2 separate regions of the Homo sapiens genome follow, and region 2 is linked to region 1. Evidence: chromatin loops called from intact Hi-C (ENCODE). Cell type or tissue: heart right ventricle. All regions are shown on one strand. Each heading gives the region's core, and the rest is flanking DNA. Links, peaks and the distances in the headings are about the cores only.

Region 1 (11,209 bases), core at 1,616-9,615:
AATGCCAGACACACCTGGCAATTTTCAAAAACTGTTTCTATGTGGGATGGGGGTGGGGTGATCTCAAGGCTGCCCCGCTGGAGGCAAAGAAGCCTGGTTCAAATCAGGAGCTGAGTCGCCCCTCTGGGTCTGTCATTAAGCGATTGTGTGACCTGGGCAAGAGCCTCCACCTCTCTGGCCTGTTTCCTCACCTGGGATTTAGTATGATTGGCAAGGCCTCCACGCATGGGTGGCCAAGGGGCATGTTGAAATCCACTGTGCACTCTGGCATGAGCTGAAACCAGGAAGAACAATTTTTCCAATTTATACCAAAACATTGTTCTGCCAGCCAAACCCACAGCCTCCGGAGATGGGACCACTCAGAGAGGTCCCTTTTTCTCCTTCATATGTAGGAATTTCCTGGGCAAACAGTGGCACTGAAATGAGGTGGTGTGGAGGCAAAGAGGACCAGGTCGGAAAGAAAGGGTGAAGCCACCCTGGGGAGAGTCTTGGATGCTGTGATAAAGAATTTAGACTTGTTGTTGAAAGAAATGGAGAGCCAGATCTGCCTAAGGTCACTTGCCTGCCCCCAAGGCCTTCTCCTGACCACTTGCACAAGGGAGAGCCCCTGCTTCCACCGACACCCCACTTCCCAACACAGCAGGCTGTCTCAGCCACCCTGGGGGTGAGTGCTGGGTTTTGGCATGAACTTCATTATGCCTGCTGCGATGGGAAGGAGCTGAAACAGCTCCAGCACCCACTTCCATGTCCAACCTTACCTAGGTCCGCTGAGGCTGGCCCAGGTACACAACCCAAAGTAGGGGGCAGCTAATGCCCCATGGTGTGAACTTTGAGCAGTGAGAGACCCAAGTAACAGATAGGTTCTTGATGATTCTCCCTAACACACTGCTCTGAGGTGCAATGGCTTTATGTGGCCTCCCCAGAGACTCTAGTGTGGCTTGGTGATTCTTTCTATTTCATGGGGTGCCACAGCCAGCTTTATTATCCCACTTTGTTGGTTTTCACTATTTCTTTTTTTCTTTTCTTTCTTTCTTTTTTTTTTTTTTTTGAGACAGACTCTTGCTCTGTCGCCCAGGCTAGAGTGCAATGGCACGATCTTGGCTCGCTGCAACCTCCGCCTCCCAGGTTCAAGCGATTTTCCTGCCTCAGCCTCCCGAGTAGCTGGGATTAAAGGCATGTGCCACCACGCATATGCCACCACGCCCGGCTAATTTTTTTTATTTTTAGTAGAGACGGGGTTTCACCATGTTGGTCAGGCTGATCTTGAACTCCTGACTTCAAATGATCCACCCGCCTCAGTCTCCCAAAGTGCTGGGATTACAGGCGTGAGCCACTGCACCTGTCTGGTTTTCACTATTTCTCTGCCTCATTTCCTCTTCCTCTCACACTTCATAAGCTTTATCATGCGAGTGCTGCCTTTTTTTTTTTTTTTTTTTAGGAGAAATGGGTTATGATAGAGGGCCGGGCAAGGTGGCTTATGTCTGTAATCTCAGCACGTTGAGAGTCTGAGGCAGGTGGATCACTTGAGGTCAGGAGTTTGAGGCCAGCCTGGCCAACATGACAAAATCCCTTCTCTACTAAAAATAAAAAAATAAAAAAAACATATACTGGCCATCTTGCTGGCCCTGTCTAGTGAGGGTTTGCCACATTCGTAATGTTACATTTCTTGCTTTTGAGTATGTTAGAACAAACTCATACGCCTTACAAATATTTGGGCAGTAGAATCAAGAGAGCATGGAGTCAAACAGGCCACTCTTCGAATCGTAGTCCCATCGCTCACTATCTCTGTAAAGTTCTCTAAGAAGACCTGACTTCTCCATCTCTTAGTTTCCTCCTCCATGAGATGAAGATAATCAAACGTACTCCATTGAGTCAGTGGTGATCAAATTAAATGAGATGATGTACGTGGGTTACTTAGCATATTGCTGGACATACAGGATGAGCTGGCAAGGGTGTTTTTGTTGTAATGATTAGGAAAATTGAAGCGTAGGAGACTTTTGGGTCAGTGTCCTGGGAACAGCAACTGCAGAGAGGGACTGCAGGACTCAGGCCTGAGGGAGGGGCAAAACGCCAGTGGCTGAGGCCAGTCTGAAAGATTTCCCAGACTAGATTCCAAGTGTGGGGATGGGGAATGACATGAACAATAATCCAGGTCTCCTCTGGAACCCATTTCATCTCCAAGGCTGCATAGGCCCACTGAGCCACCCACGCTGACCTCAGCCCAGAGCAGATCTGCCTCCTATCCCTGAATGATATTTCCACCGCTGCTCCTGTCCCCATTTTATCCTTAGAAAGAACAGGCTTCTTGCCTGCTTGTTTTCACTGTGGCCTTGGTATTGAAAGCTAAAGGCATGATTTGGCAGAAGGTAAAGCCCGGGGAAACCTAGGACAGAGGCTCTTGCTGCCCACAGCCTCAGCAGCCTGCAGACACATCTGATGCCAGCTTGGATGTCAGAGACTACAAGGTCATTGTCACACGTGCATGGTGGTGCTACCGCTTGAGCCCTTTGTTTATTTTTATTGTTCTACTGCTACCGGTGGTAAGAGACTACCAGTGGGGAAAGGTGGGAAGGAGAGGGGAAGAGATTTCTACCCCTTCCCCATTTCCCTGTGTCTTTACTGCTGCCCCACATCTGGAGCTAAGCAGTTGGGTTTGAGGGAACTGAAGCAGGCTGGAGAATGTGGTACTATGGGTCATAGACAGGCTTAAGGGAGGCCTTCGTTTTGTTCTGTTTTTGTTTTTTTTTTTATGATGGAGGAGTGTGCACATGGAAAGAGCCAGAGAGAGAGAGAGAGAGAGAGGGAGATGAAAGCTGGTAGAGCAAAGACCCCGAGGAAATATGTGAGGGGTGAAGGCACTGGAATCCAGGGCACTGGGGAAGAGATTCTGGTGTCTATATAGATGGCGCACCCAGTTCTCTGACACTGGTGGGGAGGATGTGAGGGCTGGCAGACCTAAATATTTTTGTGGGAGGGAGGCTGGAAGTAGAGGGATTTCATGCCAGATGGTCTCAATTTTCTTTCTCTTTCTTTCTTTCTTTCTTTCTTTCTTTCTTTCTTTCTTTCTCTTTCTTTCTCCTTCCTTCCTTTCTTTTTGACAGAGTCTCACTCTGTCACCCAGGCTGGAGTGCAGTGGCACGATCTTGGCTCACTGGGCTCAAGCAATTCTCCTGCCTCAGCCTCCTGAGTAGCTGGGACTACAGGCGCACGCCACCATGCCTGGCTAATTTTTGTATTTTTAGTAGAGACAGTGTTTTGCCATGTTGGTCAGGCTGGTCTCGAACCCCTGACTTCAGGTGATCCACCCACCTCAGCCTCCTAAAGTGCTGGGATTACAGGCGTGAGGCACCGCGCCCAGCCAGGCAGGATGGTCTCAATTTTTGCTGGGAGCTAGGAGGCAAAGCCATCTGCTGAGAGGAGACTTGAGGTAAGGATGGAAATTAAGGAGTAGTGGGGAAGGTCTGGAATAGCCATCGTGGGGACAGGAAAGGATGCTTCCTAGAGGCAGGTCAAAGGATTGTACAGATGCACTGAGGACTGTGAATTTACAATTTATCCCTGAGCAGCACTGAGCAGTACAGACCTGGGGTCCAAAAAGGTAGAGGATGGGATTAGCCCCAGGATTGCTACCTATGCATGAGACCTACAGACATTATTGTGGAAAGTATCTTGAGCAATGCTTCATGTCTAAATAGTTATTAAGCCCAGACCTTTCTAATTCATCTCCTGGGAGCAGTCAGAAAGTAAGTGGCTCGGTCAGAAGGTAAGTGGCTCACACCATCGGGCCATCCCACCCCCGTGTGCCACTTCATCTTCCTCTGCCCCCAGGGTCAAGTGACTGGTATTGCGGGCAGCTCAGACGCTGCAGGAGCAGATGGCCAAGTAGGTAACCCCTGCCTCTTTGGCATGATCTGTCTGTCTGTGACCCCTGCACATGGACCCCAGGGGCCACACACAGCCAACACAGAGCGGGGGCCCTGATTGCCTGAGTTTATGGGCTCTTTAAACACCAGGCTTATAGTCCTTCATGTAGCCGGGCCCAGATCTCAGCCAATCAATCAAAAGCCGGTCATGGGATGTCACTGTGCTTCCTCTCCAACACATGGAGAAGGCCAGCCTCCCCGGTGCCAAGGCCAACATCCCTGGTCCCAAGGCCAGCTTTATTAAGTGGAGCTTGTTCTTAGAGGTCTTATTAATTGATATACACCCAAATGTATCTGTGTTTCCACAAATCAGTTGTTTCCCAAAAGTCCCCCTGTGGATGAAAAAAGCTAGGGGACAGGGTGACTTGGAAATATGTCTCCTGGCATAAGGCAGATGATTTATTGGTAGAAAAACCAAATTGGGGTCATTTACTGTCCTTACATAAAATAGTTTCATGCTTGGTACTGACCTACCTTTCCAAGATCCTGTGAGCATGCAGATGTCAACCAAGCAGCTCAGCCTTCTAGGAGAGACATGAGCCATGTGAACTCACTATGTTCTCACTTTTTTTTTTTTTTTTTTTTTTTTTTTGAGACAGGGTGTTACTCTGTTGCCCAGGCTGGAGTGCAGTGGTACAATCACGTCTCACTGCAGCCTTGACCTCCCAGGCTCAAGCAGTCCTCCCACCTCAGCCTTCAGAGTAGCTGGGACTACAGGTATATGCCACCACACCCAGCTAATTTTTTTAAAATTATTTTTTGTAGAGATGTTGGTCTCACTATGTTGCCCAGGCTGGTCTGGAACTCCCGGGCTCAAGCAATCCTCCTGCCTCGGCTTCCCAAAGTGCTAGGATTTACAGGCATGAGCCATTGCTCCTGGCTCCACTTATTTAAAAAGATAAAGGGTGAAAAATAAAAATCGAGGAAAACTCACCTAGCTTCGTCGTTTATCAACCGTGCATCCTTTTCATTTTGGCAGTTGAGACTTGAGCATTGTTCTAGAGTGAGTCTTGAAATGTTGCCATCTTGTGGTAGAAGAGAGTAACTGCTTGTTTACTCTCTGTGGTCGTATTTATTTCAAGTACTGTATTTGTTGAGGTCCGCTCTGTATCAGGCACTGTACAATAATTGCAGTCATAACTTTACATTAAGAATAAGGGTCTGCTAGCCGGACGCGGTGGCTCAAGCCTGTAATCCCAGCACTTTTGGAGGCCGAGACGGGCGGAACACGAGGTCAGGATATCGAGACCATCCTGGCTAACACGGTGACACCCCCGTCTCTACTAAAAACACACAAAAAATTAGCTAGGCGTGGTGGCGGGCGCCTGTAGTCCCAGCTACTCGGGAGGCTGAGGCAGGAGAATGGCGTGAACCCCGGGAGGCGGAGCTTGCAGTGAGCCGAGATCGCACCACTGCACTTCAGCCTGGGCGACATAGTGAGACTCCATCTCCAAAAAAAAAAAAAAAAAAAAAAAAAATAAGGGTCTGCCTATGCTGTGGGAGCCTCTTCCTGGGATTGGTGGTGACTGCCATTCCAGACCCTCCATACCAACTGCATCGTGGGAAGCCAGTACCCTCACACCCCATTCTATTTGAGGTTTTACCCAGAATCTTGGATGCTGAAAGGAGCCTGATGGAACAATGCTACCTTAGTCTGCATCATTCATTTCAGGTGAATCAAAAGGTGACTTTTTCCAGCTGTGGCAATTTCCCAGTGGTTCTCAGTCCTGGCTGCACATTGGAATCACCTGCAGGCTTTTAAAAACCACAATGCCCAGGCTTTACCTCCCAGAGACTCTGATTTAATAGTGCAGGGTGAGGCACTGGTATTTTTATAGCTCTCTGGGTCAGGAATGAGAGATGCTATAACATTTAGGACGGGTCAGTCATCACCATTTTTATTGCTATTATAACTGGAAGAATTACCCTCCCAACCTTCCTGCATGCGCATACACACACAGACACACACACACACACACACACAGACACACACACCTCTGCCCCCTCACCACATTGGGACAGAAATTGGAGAACAGCATGCATGGCTCCATCATCTAAAAACTTCATTTGTCTCTCACATTATAAATAATACTTTCCAAGCTTTTGGGGCAATGGGGCGGGGGGGGGGTCTTTGAGACGCTTTACAAGTTACTAGCAAAGGTATATGGCCAACAGGCCCCTTTTCTTATTCTTGGTCAGTCGAAGGGAGCACCATTTGAAGGTAGGATGGATGGAAAATTGAGCAAAAGAATACATTCTGGTCACCAAAACGATGTAAAGTGAAACTCCAAGGCACAGCCTGGTAGAGTATGGACAGTTTGGGAAAAATAAGGTTTGTTTTCTTTTTAAAGGTAAAATCTATGCTATTTCTGGGAATTAATGTTTGTCAGGGGAGAGTGTGTGCATGCACCGACTATTATTCCAGGAGCATTAGGAGGAATAAAGACATCTCTTTTCCATTCACTTTGGTAGGGACAACTTAAGGGGAAACAAGCATGAATCCCTGCATCCCCGACAGCTCGTCTGGCTCTGAGGGACTTGGAGAGCCCAAGTTTGTCTTGGACCAGTTTGATGAGCTACCAGGTGCAATTCTGAATGGAATAACTAAGACTTGGCTAAATCAACTCTCGGGGGGAGTTGGGTAGGGTGTGGGAGAGCCTTGTGTGACAGACCAGTCCCTGTAGGTGGGAGGTGAAGTTTCTCAAACACAGGAGAGGATACATACCTGTCTTAGTGGATTTTTTGCTGCTACAACAGAATACCATAGACTGGGTAATTTATAATGAACAGAAATTTATTTGGCTCATGGTTCTGGAGGCTGGGAAGTCCAAGATCAAGTTGCCACATCTGGGAAGGCCTTCTTGCTGTCATAACATGGCGGAGGGCATCACACAGGCAAGAGTGCACACACGTGAGAGGGAAGGGGGCTGAAGTAATCTTCTCAGGAGGAACTCATTCCTGCAATAATGAACCCAATCTCATGAAAACAGTATCAATCCACTCATTGGGTACAGCCCGCATGGCCTCATCTCTTAGAGGTCCCACCTCTTAATACTGTTACACTGGGGATTAAGCTTAATGCCTTTTGGGGGACACATTTGAACCACAGCAACATTCCAGAGGGGGAAGGTTTGAAGGAGGCTGTGTCTCTGAAAGGAAGGTAGATATAAAGTCAAAAGAACAAGATTAAAAACTGAAAGGCACCACCTAAAGAGTCTCCAGTTTTCCATGGAAAACCATTCAATGAAATGTTTAATTCATTGAATGGTTTTCCTTGGGAGCACAAGAAAAATGGTATTGATGGCCATTTAAAACTTTTCTCTGATATGTTGTGACTTTCTTTAATTTTCCCACCTTGAGTAAAGTTGGATATATTTATTCACTTTTGTGTGGTTATGTCATGAAGACAGGAGAGACACATTTGCTGCCTCCCAATGCTCGGAGATCATTGTGCAGGAAGCAGCAGGATGCTGGGGCAGGCTTGCCCAGTGATGACCTGAACTGGGGACCACAAGGAACCAAGAGCTGCCAGAAGACAAAAGAGCTCAGAGGGATGGAGGCCAGGGGAAAACTGAGATGTGGGAGTAGGAAGACAACTCCACCCCACCACCACTAAATACAGGAGCACGTGACCCTTAAGAAGAATGGGAAAGCTGCCATTTAGGTTACAGCATAAATTCCTTCTTTACTGAGATAAAGGTGTGAACCCTGAATATTTGATACAAGTCTCAGTTCATCTAGAAAGTCTATTTTGCCAAGATTGAGGACGCAGGCCTGTGATACAGCCTCCAGAGGTCCTGATGACATGTGCCGAAGGTGGATAGAGCACAGTTTGGTTTTGTACATTTTAGGGAGACATGAGACATCAATCAACATATGTAAGATGAACATTGGTTCCGTCTGGTCCAGAAAGGTGGGACAACTGGAAGCCAGGGAGGGGGCTTCGAGGTCGTGGGTAGATAAGAGACAAATGGTTGCATTCTTTTGCCTCTCCAAAGTGACAATCAGATATGCATTTATCTCAGTGACTTTGAATAGAATGGGAGGCAGGTTTGCCCTAAGCAGTTCCCAGCTTGACTTTTCCCTTTAGCTTAGTGATTTTAGGGGCTCAAGATATTTTCCTTTCACAAATGGGAAAGAGAAAGGTGGTTGACAGAGAAGGCTGATCTAGAGTTATGATTTTTAACTCAATTCATTTTGGGTGGCAGCAGGATATTCAAGCAGAGACTTCCCATAGATATGAAGACATATGTGATAAGGAGAAGGTGCGAATTTAAGACCAGTGGTAAAAATTGGAAAATGTAAGTAAGCAGAATGAAAATTGTCTAGGTATGACAGGTTTGAAGTCATAGACCAAGTCCTAGCCCTTTATTTTATACGTGAGGAAACTGAGACCAGAGAGTGGCAAGGACTACTGACATCCTTGAGACAACAGAGCTACTCCTCCTGGCATCCATGGTTTGACTCCGCCTCTCCTCACTCCCAACTCAGGTCTTGTTTTTGTCTTCTGTTTGCCCAGGTGTCATTTTGGTCCTGGTAATCTGAACACGGACAATGGTGAACACATGAAAAGCACTTCGCGGGACATGCTGGGGAACCCACTAACCAATAGTCTTTTATTGACTTTCCTTGTGTTACTGGTTTAAACAAATTTTTTTTGCTCTTTTTGTTTGTTTTCTAGTAGAGTAGTCACCAATGTTTGTGTAGACAGAGGGTTAAATCTCTGAGTCAGAACTCCCCGCTTTCTTTCAGCATATTCAAAGATTTCAGGATGCATGAGCAAAAGGTATCAAATGGTTTCCATTTAAAAGGGGACTTGAAATTGAGCCATAGGGCTTGGCTGCAGTCCTCATGCTAAGAGATTTCAATGGGGACAGGCTAACCTTTTTATTGAGGAGATGTTTGCCCATTACCAAGAGGAGAAATAAAGCAGGAAAGAGGTGCAGAGGCATCCCAGGAACCAAATGAAATGGCCTCTTTAAATGGCCATTGTTACTATTTCCAACATATTTTTTTTTTTTTTTTTTTTTTTTTTTGAGACAGAGTCTCGCTCTGTTGCCCAGACTGGACTGCAGTGGTGTGATCTCGGCTCACTGCAACCTCCGCCTCCTGGGCTCAAGCGATTCTCCTGCCTCAGCCTCTCGAGTAGCTGGGATTACAGGTGCCCGCCACCAGGCCCGGCTAATTTTTGTATTTTTAGTAGAGGTTTTGCCATGTTGGCCAGGCTGGTCTTGAACTCCTGACCTCAGGTGATCTGCCTGCCTTGGCCTCCCAAAGTGCTGGGATTACAGGGGTGAGCAACCGCGCCTGGCCTCTAACAGATTTTTAAACTCATTTTCTTGTTTTTTTCTTCCTTAGGTAGAAGATTATGAAATGTGCAAAAATTGATCATCTGGTTTCTTTTCCTAATATTTATATTTCTTATTTATATTTCTTATTTCATTCTCTTGCTTAGTGACTTTGAAAGCACTTCCAGAAGAGAATACAAAAGCAGTGCTAATGCCAGGCGCCTTTGTCTTTTCTCTGATGCCAGGAGAATGCTCATGAGTGTCTTCCCTTGAGCGTGATGCCGGCAGTCATTTGATGTGCACGTGGAAGTTTTTGGTTATATTATGCAACTACCCTTCCATTCTCTTTTTGGTGCTCTGGTTGCATGGAAAAGTTATCTGGTGGTGATTTCTGAGACTTTGGTGCCCCCATCACCCAAGGTATCCTTCTATTCTTATATAAAACATTGCTATTAGGAGTAAATGTTACTTTTAAAAATTGTTTTTATGCATTTATTGAGACTTTTTTCTTTTTGTGTTCACAGCCTGTCAAATTTTGAATAATCTCACAATTTTTTGCAGCTATCCCGCAACCGCAAAGGAGGAGGAATCGGCCTCCCTCAGCTCAGGCTGAAGTCTTTCTCTTTTTAAAAATCAGGATTGATGTCTTTGCAGCCATTTTATGAATAGACTTGGGGGTTTGGGTTGGCATTTTTGCTGCCAGCAGGAGGGTCCAGCAAACAGACTCCTCTGTTGGCTCTCGACTTGTCATCTCCTGTCTGCAGTGCCAGCCATCACATGTCAAGCCCCTTCAAGCAGTGATTCATGGGGCTCCCAACAGCCTTGACCACACTCATCTTCCAGTGTTTCTGAGGTCAGAGGTGCTAGCCCTACCCATGAAGCTCAGTTCCCCATGGTTAAGCCTCATTTGTCCATGAGGACTTGGGATGGCCTAGAAAACAGCTCCAGGAGGTGTTCAGACTTGCTTGGGCCTCCTGTGTCTTGTGTTTATAGCAACAGAGCCCAAGCTGTGACCTGTGAGAAAGCTTCTGTGTTCTGGATCAGGCCACCCTGAATACCTGGGACCCCCTGAATAGCTTGGAGATGTCATATTTGTTTATTCTGAAACAGAAGGCCAAGAAAACACATTGGAAGAAGCCCTGTCCCTGCACCAGTGGAGCTGGCCAAACAAGGAAACTGTAACCACAAAGCTAAACCTCATTTTAAAGGCCAAACTGTTTTCTTCTCCTTCCCAGTCCTCAGTCACAGTTAAATGTTTCAATTATTTGGATCTGTCTTCTCAAAACATGATTACTTTTCTCTTTAATCACTTTTTAAAAATGAAAAAGCACCTTTCCCATAATTTACTATTATATACCCATTCTCCACTTAGTAGCCAGAATGATCTTTAAGAGGCATAGATTCCTTTCCAAGTGTTTCTATGGCACTACATGGGCTGGCTCTGCCCATCTCTCTGACCTTGCTGTGTGACACTCTCCCCCAAGCTCTTTGAGCTCCAGCCACACTGGCCTTTAGTTTATGCACTGAGCACTTCAGGTTCAGGGAACTTACAAGGATAGGTGGCTGCATACACACCTGAAACCACAAATCAATCATTTTTATTACATTTATCTATTTATTTATTTTGAGATAATCTCACTCTATTGCCCAGGTTGGAGCGCAGTGGCGCGATCTTGGCTCATTTCAACCTCCGCCTCCTGGGTTCAAGCAATTCTCCTGCCTCAGCCTCCTGAGTAGCTGGGACTACAGGCATATGCCACCATGCCGGGCTAATTTTTGTATTTTTATTAGAGGCAGGGTTTCACAATATTGGCCAGGCTGGTCTCAAACTCCTGATCTTGTGATCCACCTGCCTCGGCCTCCCAAACTGCTGGGATTACAGGCGTGAGCCACCACATCTGGCCCTTTATTACTTTTAAAAACTTACAGTAAACTTCACTCCCATTGTTGTCCAGTTCTATGACATTTCACAATGCATAGAGTCTTGTAATCACCACC
Region 2 (11,209 bases), core at 1,975-9,974, 91 kb before region 1:
GCAGCCACTATCCATTTCTTTCACTGCTATAAGCCCAGCCCTTTGCAATGTGATTGTGCCACTCCTGTCATCAAGAAATGACATTTATTTCCTCATCCGTTGAATCCTTGAATCCGGCCTGGACTTGTAACTTAATTTGACAAATACAATGTGGCAGAAGTGACCTTTGTAGGAGATCCTGCTGCTTCTGCTCTACTCTGGGAATGCTGCTAGCACACTGTGAACAAGCTAGCCCCCTTGAGGGTAGGAGAGCATGACAGAAAAAGAGCCCAGCCACCCAGCCACACCAGCAAGCATCATGTGCCAGACATTATCAGTGCTGCCATTTTAGACCATCCAGTCCTCGTGCAGCCACCAGACGACTGCAGCCACATGAGTGACCCCAGACAGACCAGACCAGCAGAACAACCATGTAGCAGAGTCCAGCCCAAATTGCTGACCTACGAAGTCATCAGCAAATAAAATAGTTGTTATAAGCCACTAAATTTAAACCTAGGACTGCCTGAATCTAGAGCCTAGATTCTCTCCACTAACTACAGCTGCAAGTATTCTTTGGTTTAGAAATACAAACATCTTACCTCTTGTAGTCTAATTCAATTTTATAGATATAAGAGCAGCCAAATTGAGAAATAATAGTTTATAATTTTTTTATCCATTATCTAAAAATAGGGGATGAGCTGGGAACAGAAATGTCTTTTTACCCTCCTAAAAGAAGGAAAATAGATACAATATTAATAATATTATGCTGATAAAATTTTATTAGAAAAAGTATTTTTCCTCTTTCCCAAAGATATGCAAGTATTCATTTAAAACCTAACAGTATTCATCTATGTTTTATCAATAAAAGCTGAACTCAGCATCTGATCTAAAAGACAATCTGAATGGCCATGCAATAAAAACTAAGCAGTTAATAATTTTTATTAATAAATTTGTGGCTTCAAACAATGAAACATGGCTGGGCACAGTGGCTTATGCTTGTAATCCTAGCATTCTGGGAGGCCAAGGCGGGCAGATCACCTGAGGTCAGGAGTTTGAGACCAGTCTAACCAATATGGAGAAATCCCGTCTCTATCAAAAATACAAAATTAGCCAGATGTGGTGGCGCATGCCTGTAATCCCAGCTACTCGGGAGGCTGAGGCAGGCGAATTGCTTGAACCCAGGAGGCGGAGGTTGCGGTGAGCCGAGATCACACTATTGCACTCCAACCTGAGCAACAAGAGCAAAACTCTGTCTAAAAAACAAACAAACAATGAAACACTGCTACTACTGTAATGTCTAATCAGTATACATTCACACTTGAATGGAAACACTAAACTAGGCATGGACCATAACAGAGCAAGAACCATAAGAGCCTTCTCTATGTGTAACCTTTAGAGTTTGGCAAACTTTTTCAGTAAAAGATTACATAGTAAGTATTTTAGACTTTGCAGGCCATGTGGTTTCTGTTTTAACTATTCAACTCTGCCACTGTAAACTAAAACAGCCATAGGCAATATGTAATGAATAAGCATGGCTGTTTTCCACTAAAGCTTTATTTATAAAAATGGGCAGTAGGCCACAGTTTGCCAACCCTTGTTTCAGGTACTCACTGAACTTTGGCAAGAAGACACCTAGTTTATTGGCTCTGATCAAGCTAATCTGCATGCTGCCTTCTCATAAGACCTACCAGAAAGTACTCTCCATACTCATATTTTACTATCTGCAAAATTGCACAATGTATATGTGATGGTTAAATTTTGTGTCAGTTTGGTTCTGCTATGGTGCCCAGCTGTTTGGACAGATACAAGCACAGATGTAACTGTGAAGGTATTTTGTAGATGTGATTAACATCTATAATCAGTTGAGATTACCCTCTATAATGTAGATAGGCCTCAATCCCTTAAAGGGCTTAAGGGCAAAAACAGGATTCCCAGAGAAGAAGCAATTCTACCTCAAGACTGTAACATGAAAATCCTGCCTGACTTCCCTGCCTGCTCTACAAATTTCAGATTTGCCAGTACCATAATCACATCAGCCAATTCCTTAAAATAAATTTCTTTATACACACACACACACACACACACACACACACATATATATCCTATTAGTTTTATTTCTCTGGATAACCCTGATTTACATACTAGGTTAGTATATCCTTACATTTAAAAAGGGATATACTCTGATTTTTTGGTACATCAACAGAAAGTTATGATATATTGTATTACTATTTGAAATTATTTATTCTCCTGCTTCCTTACAAGGTGAGAGAGAGAGACAGAGGAACGGGGGGGAGGGAGGGGGAGGAGGGGGAGAGAGGGAGAGAGGAAGGGAGAGAGGGAGAGGGAGAGAGAGAGAGAATGTGTGTGTGTGTGTGTGTGTGTGTGTGTGTGTGTGTGTGTGTGTGTGTTAGGAGTTGACATCCCTAGGTTATTGCTTTGGGGATCAGCCATGTGATATGTTTGGCCAATAGAATGTGAATAGAAGTGAGGTACAATGCATGTTACCAAAAGCTTTAAGCAGCAATCTGAGTTACAGCCAGCCTTCTTGCTGTAGTACTTTGTGAAGAGACTGGCACATATCTTACGAGGCCTGTTCCTTCAGCCTTGGTTCCCAAATGAGAAAAAGTCTGGAGCAGAGCCACAGGTCAGGGCAGAACTGAAGTTGAATCACGGTCTATAATATAAAGTTAGTGGGAAATATAAGTTTGTTATCTTGAGAAGCCACTTAAATTTGGAGGTAATTACTATAACATGGCTGAACACTGCAAAATTTGGTACCAAAAGTGGGGTGCTACCTTAACAACAGCTACCACCAAAAATAATTTTAAAATATGTGATATAGGCTTTGAAACCAGGTGGCAGAAAGCAAGAAAACTGTTACTGGAGAATGGAAAAATAGCAACCCACATAAAGTGGTGGTAAATAAAACTGTCACATAAAAAATTGAATAACTTGGCAAAAAGATTATAAAAGCTGAACTTTAGTTGTCATTAAGTAGATTTAATAAAGTACCATTAGATTAGCTCATTAAAGGAAAAAGGAATCCCCCAGTCATAGGAAGGAGGAAGGAAGGGAGGAAGGAAGGGTAGAAAGAAGGGAGGAAGGAAAGAGGGAGGAAGGAAGAAAGAGAAAGAGAAGATGAAGAGAAGGAGAAGGAGAAGAGAAGAGAACAGAAGAGAAGAGAAGAGAAGAGGCTCAGAAAAGGGGCCTATGTGCAAGTAAGGATAAAAAAAGAGAGAACCTGAAATTCCTGGACTTGCAAGGTAGAAACTCCCAACTATTTCCCATTTCCAACAAGTAAAAAGGGTTTACAAAGGCCAATTATGACATAAACCCAGGGCAAAGACCAAATCATAAGTGTAGCCATCATAGTGTCTAAGACCTTTGAATTAATGCTGCCCCCAGTAAATCCACTCAGTGGAACAAAATGGCTTGGTGGGGGATTCCCCCGACAGGCAGACTAAGAATGTGGACCCACGGAAGCTCAATAAGCTCAAGATACCTGTACTGAAAACCAAAATAAAATGCACATCTCAACGAGTTGAGGATGTAGCTACTGGCACATGGCTCTGACTGAAATCAAATAGATAAAAAGAAAAAATACAACCACCAAAACATCATTCTGTTTGAATTAAGGAAACATTATTCTTCTAGATTACCTTTGGGCCCTCGATTTTCTATAGGCAAGAAGTGGGTTGAGAAAGGTGTTCAACCCTTATAACACTCCCTGACCAAGAAGAGCATATCCTCCAATACTCCATTCAAAAGTAGACAAGAATGATATATTAAAGGAAACACCTTACAGAGTACCCACCCAAGAATCATGGAAAACAACAAACTGGGTGAATAATCGAGGAAAATCCCCTAGGGCCAAGAAAAGTTACCCTTCCTACATTTATCCAGTAAGATTTTCATTGCTAAGGACCCACAATTGTTATGTGCTTCCTTTCTTCCCCCTTATTTATTTATAAATTGTTTGAGATACAGGGTGATATGGTTTGGATCAGCGTCCCCACCCAAATCTCATGTTGAATTGTAATCCCCAATGTTGGAGGTCAGCCTGGTGAGAGGTGACTGGATCATGGAGGCAGATTTCTCCCTTTGGTGCTGTTCTCATGAGATCTGGTTGTTTAAAGCATGCAGCACCTCCCCTCTTTCTCTTCCTCCTGCTCCAGCCATGTAAGATATGCCTGCTTCCCCTTCACCTTCTGCCCTGATTGTAGTTTACTGAGGCCTCTCCAGAAGCAAATGCCACTATGTTTCCTGTCCAGCCTGCAGAACAGTGAGCCAATTAAACCTCTTTTCTTTATAAATTACCCATTCTCTGGTATTTCTTTATAGCAATGTGTGAATGGACTAATACACAGTGTCTTGCTTTGTTGCCCAAGCTGGAGTGCAGTTGTATGATCATGACTAACTGCAGCCTCAAACTCCTGGGCTCAAGTGATCTTCCCACCTCAGCCTCCCAAAGTGCTACTACAGGCATGAGCCACCATGCCCCACCCATTCTTCCCCTTTCTTAACAGGAATGTTTATTGTGGATATCCTGTCTCTGTTCCACTACTGGGAGAGATGGATGGCAGAACTGGTATTTTAGTTCATTGATCTCTGGATCAAGAAAATCTACATAGATAAAAGACGTAGAAATCCTAAAGAGGTTTAGACTTCAAGACTAATGTTATTGAAGGAAATTCTTAGAGTATTTTCCTTGAGGAAGAGATAAATATATTTTGTATGCCGAAGCAAAGTAAGTCAATATTTGTGATCAAGAGGACAAACTGTGGTAGATTATATTACTGTTTGGTATTTACCAGCCCTGTCTTTGAAGAATATGCGCCCCTGCACCTCACTGACTCTGCACCTGACCATGTGACATGCTTTGGCAGTCATGAAGTACTCCACTCCTGAGCAGAAGATTTAACAGTATCACAAGTTACAGCCAGCCCTGAATTCTGCTCACTACCATGAAAATGGCAGGTAGAGACAGAGGATGCTCCATCATTCTGGATCTTAGGATGAAAATGTGGAGTGCAGCCACTTGCACAGTCAGCCCAAAGCCTACATGTGCCATAATGCTGACAAACCACCAAGATTTGGAGATTGTTTCTGCAGTGAAGTTGATTAATACAGAAATCAAATGAAACAAAAGGTTAAAGGGGGAGGAATGGCGTTACATACAAGTATAATTCTGGTAGTTGAATATAGTGTGAGATGCCTTAGGTGGCAAAATGAGTACAGTTAGTGAGGTAAAGAACACCCATTCCCATTCTGTTTCTAGAATGGCTATGGGTGTGGGTAAATATAGATTCTTTAAAGGATAAATCAGTTCAGTTTGGTTGTTGGATGTGATGGGTGGCAAAATATAAAACTACAGTTGCGGATGGGCGCGGTGGCTCACGCCTGTAATCCCAGCACTCTGGGAGGCCGAGGTGGGCGGATCACAAGGTCAGGAGATCGAGACCATCCTGGCTAACACGGTGAAACCCCGTCTCTACTGAAAAATACAAAAAAATTAGCCGGGTGTGGTGGCGGGAGCCTGTAGTTCCAGCTACTCGGGAGGCTGAGGCAGGAGAATGGCGTGAACCCAGGAGGCAGAGCTTGCAGTGAGCCGAGATCACGCCACTGCACTCCAGCCTGGGCAACAGAGCGAGACTCCATCTTAAAAAAAAAAAAAAAATTACAGTTGCAACCCTAATAAACTTTTATTAACCCAGCGCTTTGCACAGTCCTCAACTATAATCAACACAGGCTTTTATTACCATCTTCATAAAAAGAAAAGAAACTTAGAGTAAGTTCAGTCACCTGCCAACATTACACAGTTACCAAGGAATAGTTAAAACTCAAACCTGAGATTATCTAATTCTAAACTTTAAATTTTTTCTATACCATGCTGTCAAAAAACAAGGGTACAGATTATCTGGTAAACATTCAATTAAAGTGGTTACCTGATTTTATACCATTTGCCCATTAGATGCAAAAGAAAGGTGATTCCATGAACTCAGTTCTAAGTCTGAATCCTATTTAAAAACATTCTGTATCTCTATTCAGTAAGTTCTCTTAAATTTAGACTATACTAATTCAGAATTCTGAAAACTCAGATAAGGGATGGCCTTTTCGATATGAAAAATATTTCCCAGGCAAATTAATAATGCATTCAAATGATGGGTGATGCAGTTTGGGCATTTTAAACACTTTATAAACCCCTTAACGGCCTTCAAACTCCTTATATTTACTATAAATGTCATTTTTATTATACAATAACATATAGTAGAAAAATAATACTAATACAAACTCAAAAAAAGAGGAAAGGAAGGCAAGAGGGAAGAAAGAGGGAAAAGACAATCTAGCAAAATCACTTTTTTTTTTTTTTGAGACAGGATCTCACTGTGTTGCCCAGTCTGGAGTGCTATGGCACCACAGTAGCTCATCATGGCCTCGATCACCTAGGCTCAAATGAGCCTCTCACCTCAGCCTCCTGAGTAGCTGGGACTACAGACATGTGCCACCACACTGAGCTAATTTTTTTATTTTTAGTAAAGAAGAGGTCTTGCTATGTGGCCCAGACTGGTCCTGAACTACTGAGCTCAAGCAATCCTCCTGGCCTCCCAAAGTGCTGGGATCTGGCCTGCAAAACCACCATTAAAACAGTAACTTTATTTTTTGTTATACGTCTTTTCAAACTTCTTTTCAATATCTAGACATACATTAAACTTTTAAGTCAAAATGAGAACATACTATACACATATTCCACTTTAAGGAATATTCTTAATATGAGTTCACTGGAATTGCTTACTGATGAATATTCCTGACTGAGCATTTCAAAGCTCATTAAAATCTCAATCTTTCTGGCTCCCTCTGGTGGCAACTAAGAGAAGCTATTTTTTTCTTCAATTCAGTTTGAAAAAAATTAAGGTGGCACCACTCAGAAGCACTAACTTATCATTACTAAAAACATCTTTAAGAACCTATCTGAATATAGAATTTGTCCAGAAAGAAAAAAATGGACAATTTTTGAGTGAATTTCTATTAACCAACAGGGATTTGACATCAGAAAAACCTGGACAGAGTTCCTGACTTTACATTTGTTTGCTAGTTTACCTTGATCAAGTTACTTAGTCCCCCTGAGCGTCAGTTTCCTCATTTTAAAAATAATGCTAATAAAAACCACTTCATTTGTTATTAGAGTTAGGGTTAATATATGTGTACTCTGAAAATGCTCCACAGTACTGACACAGAAAAACAGTAAACAGCAGGTGCAGCGGCTCACGCCTGTAATCCTAAACTTTGGAAGGCCTAGAATGGAGGGTCGCTGGAGCTCAGGCATTTGAGACCAGCCTGGGCAACACAGTAGACTTTGTCTTCACAAAAAATTAGCCAGGCGTGGTGGTACACATCGGTAGTCCCAGCTACTCAGGGATACTCTTATAATAGACTTACTGTTCTTAAGACCAAAGTCCTTAATGACGTCTAAGATCCTCCATGGTCTCACCCCTCCTTACCTCTAAAGTATAATCTTGAAATGGGTACTCTCCCTCTAGCCTCCAATCTCTTTTCATAGCGAAGTTCTTCAAAATTACCAAGTTCCCTCACAGAGTACCAAGGTACAGTGCTACTCCCTTTGTGCTTCTTAATCCTAACTCATTTTTCAGATCTCATCTCAACTTTTTCCTTTTTTTTTTTTTTTTGAGACGGAGTCTCGCTCTGTCGCCCAGGCTGGAGTCCAGTGGCGTGATCTCGGCTCACTGCAAGTTCCGCCTCCCAGGTTCACGCCATTCTCCTGCCTCAGCCTCCCGGGTAGCTGGGACTACAGGTGCCTGCCACCACACCCGGCTAATTTTTTGTATTTTTAGTAGAGACGGGGTTTCATCATGTTGGCCAGGATGGTCTCGATCTCCTGACCTCATGATCCACCCGCCTCGGCCTCCCAAAGTGCTGGGATTACAGGCGTGAGCCACCACGCCTGGCCTTGAACTTTTTCAAAGAAACTTCCTCTGACTCCCCAGATTTTGTCAGGCCCTCCCTGTTATATATTCTGGTATATCTCTACTTCGTACACTTATTACATAGAGCTGTAGCTTTATATTTTAAGTGTGTTAGCTTTCTAATCCTGTCTCCCCCCACTTTTCTGTCTACAAATTTCTCAAGAGCAAGGAGTACATGTTCGAGCTTAGCACTCTATTTGTCTACATAGAGTAGGCACTTAAGTATCTGTTGAGCAACTGAATAAACTGAAATTAACAAATACTGCAATTAAAGAATTCTTTCTAAACCTACTTCACATAAAAGATGGTCATGGAAATGTAAAATAATATTCCAAATACTATGCTCCATATTTCTTCTCAGGCTATCTAGTGTTCATAAAGGCTGATAGAAAATAATACTCAGAAATATATTTAACCCATACTCACAGAAAAAGTTACACCCTTCAGAGAAGAAACTTTAAGAGCACAGAACCTAAATATATAATGATAGTCCTTTAAACATCTCAGTTTTAATTTTTTTTCAAATTTTAGTACATATGTGGTTTGCTTTCTGTAGCAAATATCTAACTGAAAATGTGTCTGAAAATGGAGTGTTTTTAACTGTACTACACAGTTTTACTTTTCAAGGAAAACTGGTGAATGAACTAGTACAGCTAACAATCACTCGCTAAAAGGTGTGCTTCATGGCTTCCTTGGAAGGTATGCACTGAACTATTTTAAACCAAGGCACACTTATAATTGCCTCAAAGAGTGTGACCTTTTTATAGATTAAACTCTTTCTCTATATAGTAGGCATCCCCAAGCACATAGTAAATTTTCATCCCAAATGGCTTTGTTCTCTATTCATCTGCACCAAGCCAGAAAAAAAAAGATATCTAGAAATCCCCAACCAAAGAAAGTTACAAAGTTTGCAATACTCTTGCCCAGAAGTTTGAGACCAGCCTCAGCAACATAGCAAGACTCTGTCTCTACAAAAAAAAAAAAAAAAATTTAACTAGCCAGGTATGGTGGCAAGCACCTTGTAGTCCTAGCTACACCAGAGGCTAAGTTGGGAGGATCACTTAAGCAAAGGAGGTTAAGGCTGCAGTGAGCCATCACCATGCTGCTGCACTCTAGCCTGGGCAACACAGCAAGATCTCAAAAAAAAAAAAATCTTCGTTTGATGGAATATTTGATAGATTTATCTGATAGATTTTTGGTAAATCCTATGACTCCAAAACAGCAATTATTTTTCCCCAAAAGCTGCATAATGATATAAAAAATCTAAAAATTAATTTCTTCCCCTGTTAGGTTAAAGGAAAATAGAGTTTAAAATATAGCTCATATTTATAATAGAATAAAATCCTTGAGGATCATCTTGTCCAGGAAAAGTAAATATTGGTACTATATGTGCCCTCCCTCCCATGGTGAATATGGATAAATCAAGCTTAGCACTCTTTCCTCTGACCAAGAATGTCCACAGACCTCCCAGGTTCCTTAGGATATGGCACTACTCAGTAATATAAGAAAAGCATAGTCATTTTAATTGTCAAAGGGAACATTTGCCATCAATGGTTGTGAAAGGAAGTAGCCAATACTTTAGGAAAACTTCCCTTCTCCCTGTCTGAAAAGAAAATCTTTCAACTTTCACAGTGTCCTTCTAACCTTAAGGAGGACCTCTCATGGTGGATCTCTTAATTCTCCAGTCTCTAGGAAGGCAGATAGAACTGTGATCTTATTAATAATATGTTTCCTATGTTATCATTGAACCAAAAAATAAAAACCAAGAGTGGGGATACAAATGTACCTGAGTGAAAGCAGAGGTATATTAAGAAGGAAGGTTTTCAAGAATTCTGGCACTGGCCATGCAGAAACAATCCAAGGAAGATGAAGGCGACACCAAGTCATCAAGATAACTTTGCTAGAAGAAAGAACCTGAAATGTACCCAACACATAGAAATGATAAACACTGAGGTGATGGATGCCCTAAATATCCTGACTTGATCATTACCCACTCCATGAATGTAGCAAAATTTCACAGGTACCCCATAAATATATACAAATATAATGTATCCAAATAAATAAATAAATAAAAATGGGATGACTTTAAACATCTGAATCTTATTCATTCCCACTGTTCTGCTTGCATCTTCTCTAAGCAAGCTTCCAACAAACTTGCTTTCCTACAGGAAGTGACTGGATGGAAGTATCCAGCCCCTAAACCAGCTATTTAGTTCTCATTATACATTAATAAAATGATTTAATACATCAGTGAACTTTCAGGGTAACTCAGCACCCCCAAATCCAATCAAGATTGAGTTTCTGCTTAAATAAGCATAAGGTAAATTTACCAAGATGACAAAAGGCCTTCACCTGGCAACAAAGGATTGGCTCTTCCCCAACAAAACTTCTCAAACTTTTACAAGATGTATATCTGAGCAGCATGGAGGAAATTGTTTAAAAAAAAATGTAAACAGCACTGATTTTCTCATTAGCTTAGAATTAGAAGCATATTCTTTGCTATTCGTGTATAAAACTAAATCTCTCTAAAATACAGATCTTAAAAATATGTATTCACGACTTTCTCCACTTATTTTCATTTCATTTGGCTTTACTTTTTCTTCTGAAATAGAAATAAGATCACAAAGCTCAGCATCCTGAAAAGGTTTTAAGATCACATGTTAAGAAATAAACACTCAGAATACTAATGAAAGGGAATAGCCGAAAAATTAACAGCTATGGGATGTGGTATTAGAGAAGACATTTTTTCTTTATATGTTCGGTACCTTCTAAATTTTCTACAATAAATATTGTTCTGTTCAGCCTCCTTTATTTGGAAGGAACAAGTACCTGTCCAATTTATTTGTGATTTATCACAAAGTTATACAAAGAATCACAAAGGAAATCTCACAGGAAATAATGGGAACCACAACTGAGCTGAGCCCTATAAAGTCAGGAGCTAGAGGGTGGCCTGGGAGTCAATTCTGTTCTGGGAATCTCAAGCAGAGGATGAGTGGTGATGTGGCCAGTGCTCAGCCATGCACGCTGCTCAGAGCTCTAATCCACATGCTCTTCCACTCTCACTATCAGCTGGAAACATTCTTTTTTGCCTTCATCTTAAACTCTAAATTCCTTTCATTTTAAGTATAAGGCTGTAGTATAAGAAGGTTAGAAAAATATGCAGCTTTTTCTTAAGGGTTAAATTTAATGCTTTTTAGATTATATAAGGAATACATAATCGCAGCTTTTAAAAAGATCCAACAGTATAA

The links. Hi-C counts contacts between places; a loop is a spot of excess contacts. Peaks named below come from ENCODE experiments on the same cell type or tissue, not always from the same donor. Only the 100,000 strongest peaks of a DNase experiment are listed, where the experiment ranks them.
Region 2: a loop joins it to region 1, with 3.0 times the contacts of the local background. A loop is called at or near these places in 7 of 110 quality-filtered maps.

Annotation. Positions count from the first base shown.
Region 1 is chr15:70,807,295-70,818,503 of GRCh38, forward strand. No RefSeq gene overlaps it. Among named protein-coding and RNA genes, the nearest start is that of LARP6, 41 kb to the right of the region's middle. In heart right ventricle, for the core only: CTCF peaks have their summits at 4,964 (motif pointing left) and 5,163; no DNase peak of the experiment used is centred there; H3K4me3 peaks cover 716 bases.
Region 2 is chr15:70,715,987-70,727,195 of GRCh38, forward strand. The region is part of intron 1 of UACA (uveal autoantigen with coiled-coil domains and ankyrin repeats); the gene reads right to left. Among named protein-coding and RNA genes, the nearest start is that of UACA, 42 kb to the right of the region's middle. RefSeq lists an enhancer at 2,658-3,159. In heart right ventricle, for the core only: CTCF peaks have their summits at 6,827 (motif pointing left) and 7,026; no DNase peak of the experiment used is centred there; H3K27ac peaks cover 4,074 bases.